Linked DNA regions of Homo sapiens: region 1 is linked to region 2. Evidence: chromatin loops called from intact Hi-C (ENCODE). Cell type or tissue: heart right ventricle. All regions are shown on one strand. Links, peaks and the distances in the headings refer to the core of each region. The heading gives the core; the rest is flanking DNA. Region 1 has its middle 21 kb from the start of CD27. Region 2 overlaps PLEKHG6 (pleckstrin homology and RhoGEF domain containing G6).

What was found. A loop is a pair of places that touch in the nucleus more often than their neighbours do. Peaks named below come from ENCODE experiments on the same cell type or tissue, not always from the same donor. Only the 100,000 strongest peaks of a DNase experiment are listed, where the experiment ranks them.
Region 1: a loop joins it to region 2, with 6 times the contacts of the local background. A loop is called at or near these places in 23 of 110 quality-filtered maps.

What each region holds. Positions count from the first base shown.
Region 1 is chr12:6,422,187-6,425,096 of GRCh38, forward strand. No RefSeq gene overlaps it. Among named protein-coding and RNA genes, the nearest start is that of CD27, 21 kb to the right of the region's middle. RefSeq lists an enhancer at 1,281-1,330. In heart right ventricle, for the core only: CTCF peaks have their summits at 1,521 (motif pointing right) and 1,728; a DNase peak (open chromatin) is centred at 1,575.
Region 2 is chr12:6,325,146-6,328,055 of GRCh38, forward strand. PLEKHG6 (pleckstrin homology and RhoGEF domain containing G6) reads left to right here. Exons shown (of 16, transcript NM_001384598.1): 14 at 1,283-1,428; 15 at 2,109-2,801. Among named protein-coding and RNA genes, the nearest start is that of TNFRSF1A, 15 kb to the right of the region's middle. In heart right ventricle, for the core only: CTCF peaks have their summits at 1,315 (motif pointing right) and 1,518; no DNase peak of the experiment used is centred there; H3K27ac peaks cover 1,724 bases.

The sequences.
Region 1 (2,910 bases), core at 197-2,696, 97 kb after region 2:
AAGATTGCTTGAGGCCAGGGGAGTTGGAACCAGCATGGGCAACATAGCAAGACTCTGTCCCTATTTTAATTTTTTAATTTTATTTATTTATTTATTTATTTATTTTGAGACAGATTCTTGCTCTGTTGCCCATGCTGGAGTGCAATGCCATGATCTCAGCTCACTGCAACCTCTGCCTCCCGGGTTTAAGCGATTCTCCTGCCTCAGCCTGCCAAGTAGCTGGGATTACAGGCACGTGCCAACGCATCCAGCTAATTTTTGTATTTTTAGTAGAGACAGGTTTCACCATGTTGACCAGGATGGTCTCGATCTCCTGACCTCGTGATCCGCATGCCTCGGCCTCCCAAAGTGCTGGGATTACAGGTGTGAGCCACCGCACCCGGCCCCTATTTTAATTTTAAAAAGAAAACAAGATCAGGTCATACTTTGGTGCATTCTTTTTTTCTTTCTTTCTTTTTTTTTTTATTTGAGATGGAGTCTCGCTCTATCACCCAAGCTGGAGTGCAGTGCTGCAATCTCGGCTCACTGCAACCTCTGCCTTCCGGGTTCAAGCGATTCTCCTGCCTCAGCCTCCCGAGTAGCTGGGACTATAGGCACTTGCCACCATGCCCAGCTAATTTTTGTATTTTTAGTAAAGATGGGGTTTCACCATGTTGGCTAGGATGGTCTCAATCTCTTGACCTCGTGATCCGCCAGCCTCAGCCTCCCAAAGTATTGGGATTACAGGCGTGAGCCACCACGCCCAGCCTTTGGTATATTCTTTTAGGTTATGTTAAAGATAGATTCTTCAAGTCACAGATAGGAGTACTTGGGATCACCCCTCTGCCCCCACCAGTGGCCCTCCCTTAGGGGGTTCCTCAAATTCTTTGAACTTGCTGAAACCCAGCCTGCTGTGCTGACACAAGAGAAGCCCTGGGAGGATACCCGACGCCTGGCACCTCTGCCCTTATGTCCCTTTTTTTTCTGTTAGAATCCCATTTTGTTTTCTTTTTATAGATGTAGGGAGTACAGTGCAGTTTTGTTACATGGATATATTGAGTAGTGGTGGAGTCTGGGCTTTTAGTATAACCACGATCCGAATAGTGTACATTGTACCCATTGGGAAATTTCTCATCCCTCACCCACCTCCCACCCTCCCACCTTTCCAAATCTCCAATGTCTACTATTGCACTCTCTGTGTCCATGTGCACACATTATTTAGCTCCCACTTATAAATGAGAACATGCAGTATTTGACTCTGTCTCTGAATTATTTCACTTAAGGTAATGGCCTCTAAGGGTTCCATCCACATTGCTGCAAAAGATGTAATTTCATTCTTTTTAATGGCTGAGTAGTATTCCATGGTATAAATATGCCACATTTTCTTTATACAATCATCCATTGGTGGGCCCCTAGGTTGATTCCATATCCCTGCTCTTGTAAACAGTGCTGCGATAAACGTATCTTCAAAATAACAGCCTTGAAGCCCTAATTGGGCTCCTGAGAGGGCCACGTGAGACAGTGTGAAGAGCGAAATCACTATTCTGCCACAAGAGGGCACCCAAAGCCCAGACAGATGGGACGACGCGCTTCCTGCCTCCATTGGAATCAAGCGCATGACTGGATAGCAGAGGCTCCTTGGGCAGGGAGCCACAGCTTGAAGGTCCCAGTTATGCAACTGGCCCCAAGGCCCTTCTACCCCTTCCCCAGGGGACTTCACCAGCTCCTTTTAGGACAGAGTTTGTGTATGGTTCTTGCTGGCTTCAGTCCCTCCCGTAGAGGTGACCCTGAGTAGCTGGGATTACAGGTGCCAGCATATGCACCTGTAATCCCTCCTCCCTGGGGAAAATCTCTGCCCTGGATGGGTAAGATCCTGACCCTGCGTGAACGTGGCATGCGCTTCTGTTCTCCACTCCCTGGAGTTCCTCCTGAGGCCGTGCAGGATCCTGTCCAGTGCTCACAGGCATGAGCATGACTTCAGGGTTGTGAGCAGAGCCCTGCAGAGGTATGCATATGGCTATGGAGTGGTGACCTACTCGGACAGAAAGAATAAGGAAAGGATCCAGTAGCCAGGCCAAAAGGAAGAGGCACCAAGAAGGGCTGCAGCTTGAGGGTGGAGATTCCAGACTTCCAGATACTCTAGTGGGGGTACGATTTGGACCCAGGAGGCAGGTTGCAAATCTAAACCCATCAGAAGCATATGGACTCTTCTTTTGATTAGTTGTCAATGCGAAAAAATTTTTTTAATTTTTAAAAAGGGTATAGACTTAGACAAACTCAGAACTATTAAATTTATAATGTAGTTTGAAACATTTAAGGGAACATTGTACTAAACTGAGAACTATATAGATGTACGCAGGCCCAAGTCTGGCTTCCTAGCCTCAAATCTGGCAAATAAATAAGGTTAGCCTTCCTGAGACGGTAATCACAGATCACGGTCATACACTGCCCACTTGAGTAAAACCGTTCCCCTTGGGGACGAGTGTTCTTTTAACCCCAAGAAGGTTTGGAATCAATCTTTATGATGGCTTTTACCCTCTCAACTTAGCTAAGACGAAACCATATTTCTTGGAAATTAATCCCTGTATGGTTCTGGGTGAGGGTTGGCCACAAGAGAAATGTAAGATTTGAGAGGTAGGAAAACAGAATAGGAGCGGCCGTCGTGCTCTGAGGCCAGCATGGGGTGACAGTCATCTGCTGGCTCACCTTGTCTGCACGGATGGCAGCCAGACTGGCAGCTCTTCCAGCTCCCGTCAGATCGCCTCCTTCAGCTTCTCTAATTCTTGGCCACACAAGTGCAACTCCGTGGCAAGGAGTGCTAGGTCCTTCTGCAGACACCCATACCATCGGGGTGGGTGGTGGTGAGGCACAGACGCAGGCTCCGGATGGCCTTTGCCCTGCCCCCACTTCACATCCAGTGCTTCTCCCAAC
Region 2 (2,910 bases), core at 172-2,671:
TCAGCTCTGCCACCTTCTCTTCCCTCTCCCTCCCCCTCCCCCTCCCCAAGCCAACAACCGACCTTCTGTAACTCTTTACCCTTCAAGGCTGTCCTTGAAAGTGTTGCAGTGACTGAACTAGGACTCAAAGAGCAAGGCCCTGTCCCAGCTCTGCTTCTCCATACCTGTGGCACCTTGAGCAAGTCACTTCACCTCTCTAGGTCTAGGTTTCTTGTCTGTAAAATGGGCTAACATTCATGTTCTCCACACCACAGGGCAATGATGTGTATCAAATGACCACATGTGCAAAAGTGCTTTGAAAATTTTTTCTCAGGTGGCGCTATTTCCTTTTGATGGTACCTGTATGAAATCGCTGAGGGAGGGAGAAGGCAGATAATATAATGCGTCCTCTCCTCAGCCTTCTAGGAACTTTCCTCCCTCTGAAGGACAGCAGAGTCCTCAGCCTGGGACAAAGCCCACCTCTGCCCACGTTCTGCCCTCCTGCTCCTCCCAGCTTCAGGGCAGAGGCCCAGGTGGTAGGAGAGGGATGCTCTTGAAGGAGCAACCAGTACCAATTCAGAACACTTATTCTACCATCACCACCAACCAGGGAGGGCTTCCTGAAGGAGGGGGAAGACCTGATAACAGGTCTGCCAATGGGACATGAGAAGCAGGAAGACCTGTACAGGTAGGAAAAGGGCCATTCTGTTCACCCCACTCACCCCCAACACTAGCTCCAGAGTTTGGTGCCACCAAATCCCGGCACCACCCCACTTTCTTATGGTAAGAAGTACCCCCTCAGACAGTTACTTAACCTTAGAGTCTCCATGTCTCAGTAGTAAGGTGGGGTAAAAATATCTGGTTCATGGGGTTTTTGTAAAGATTAAATAAGGTAATGTAGGCCGGGCACGGTGGCTTACACGTCTAATTCCAGCACTTTGGGAGGCCAAGGGGGGTGGATCACAAGGTCAGGAGTTTGAGACCAGCCTGGCCAAGATGGTGAAACCCCATCTCTACTAAAAATACAAAAATTAGCCGGGCACGTTGGCGGGCGCCTGTAATCCCAGCTACTAAGGAGGCTGAGGCAGGAGAATCGCTTGAACCCAGGAGGTGGAGGTTGCAGTGAGCCAAGATTGTGGCACTGCACTCTAGTCTGGGTGACAGAGCAAGACTCAGTCTCAAAAAATAATAATAATAATAAAATAAAATAAGGTAATATATGTAACGCACTTAGCAGGGTGCCTGGCAAACAGCAAGTGCTCAATAAATGAGAGCTCTTAATAACGAAAGTGTCCTGTCCCAGGCCGCCCTACAGAAGCTGAAGGCAGAGGAGTATGTTCAACAGAAGAGGGAGCTCCTGACCCTCTATCGGGACCAGGACAGGGAGTCCCCCAGCACCAGGCCCTCCACGCCTTCCCTGGAGGGCTCTCAGAGCAGCGCAGAGGGGAGGTAAGGCTCACACGGACTACAAGGTCTCCCCGAGCAGGAGGAGGGAGCCATAAGGCTGAGAAATGGCATTACTGCACATTTTTGGTGGAATTGGGAATAGATAGAGGAACGCAGGCGTAGGGCAGGGTAGGGAAGCTCGGTACCAGCTGTGTTGGGTCGGAAGGTTGGTACCAGCCGTGTTGGGTTGGAGGTGGGGGATAGGGCACAGACAGCCTACAGAGTTAGCCTGCCTAGAGTCACACAGGAGCACTGTGAGAGGAGCAAGCTCGAGAGTGAAGGTAGGTGTGGATCTGCAGAATATTAGAGCTGCCAAATCCCCGGGGAGTGTGAGGTTCGTCTAGGATAGCACCACTGCTTGGCAGCAGCTTAAGGAGAAAAGAAGAATCGATCATTGAGGATAATATCAGGTAAGTTCAGGAACCACTCAGCAAAAACCTGACTACCCACTCGATACAAGATCCTGGACCAGATGCTATGGATAAAACAGTATAGAGGCAGCCCGTACTCTCTTAGGAGCTTAAAATCTAGCCAGCCAGATGAGAAAAACAATCACAGTGCGATGGAAAGATGATACCAAAATAAGTTTGGAGGAGGGGCCATTTCTGGATGTAGTGATCAAGGGAAACTCCCTGGACTTGAACTTGACCCCTACGCATCTGACTCTTTGCCATTAACTGTAGGACTCCTGAGTTCTCGACCATTATCCCCCACCTGGTGGTGACAGAAGACACAGATGAAGATGCTCCCCTTGTGCCAGATGATACCTCAGACTCTGGCTACGGCACTTTGATCCCAGGCACCCCCACGGGGTCCCGCTCCCCACTGAGCCGTCTACGCCAAAGAGCCCTTCGGCGGGACCCTCGCCTCACCTTCTCCACCCTGGAACTCCGGGACATCCCTCTGCGTCCCCACCCTCCCGACCCCCAAGCTCCTCAACGCCGAAGCGCCCCCGAACTGCCGGAAGGAATCCTAAAAGGAGGCAGTCTTCCCCAGGAAGACCCACCAACCTGGTCTGAGGAAGAAGATGGGGCCTCCGAGCGAGGGAATGTGGTGGTGGAAACACTCCACAGGGCCCGGCTTCGGGGCCAGCTTCCCTCCTCCCCAACCCATGCTGACTCTGCCGGGGAAAGCCCCTGGGAGTCCTCAGGGGAGGAGGAAGAAGAGGGGCCTCTGTTCCTGAAAGCTGGCCACACATCCCTGCGCCCAATGCGGGCTGAGGACATGCTCAGAGAGATCCGGGAGGAGCTGGCCAGCCAAAGGATTGAGGGGGCCGAGGAGCCCCGGGACAGCAGGCCACGGAAGCTGACTCGGGCCCAGCTGCAGAGGATGCGGGGGCCCCACATCATTCAGCTGGACACCCCTCTGTCCGCATCGTAAGTGCTGGAGGGAAGCTGGCCTGGGAGGGGGCAGACGGGGATGTCTGTATGGTGGTGGGGTGTAGTATAGAAAGAGGGCAAAGCAGGAACAGGGGCTGAGGCAGGA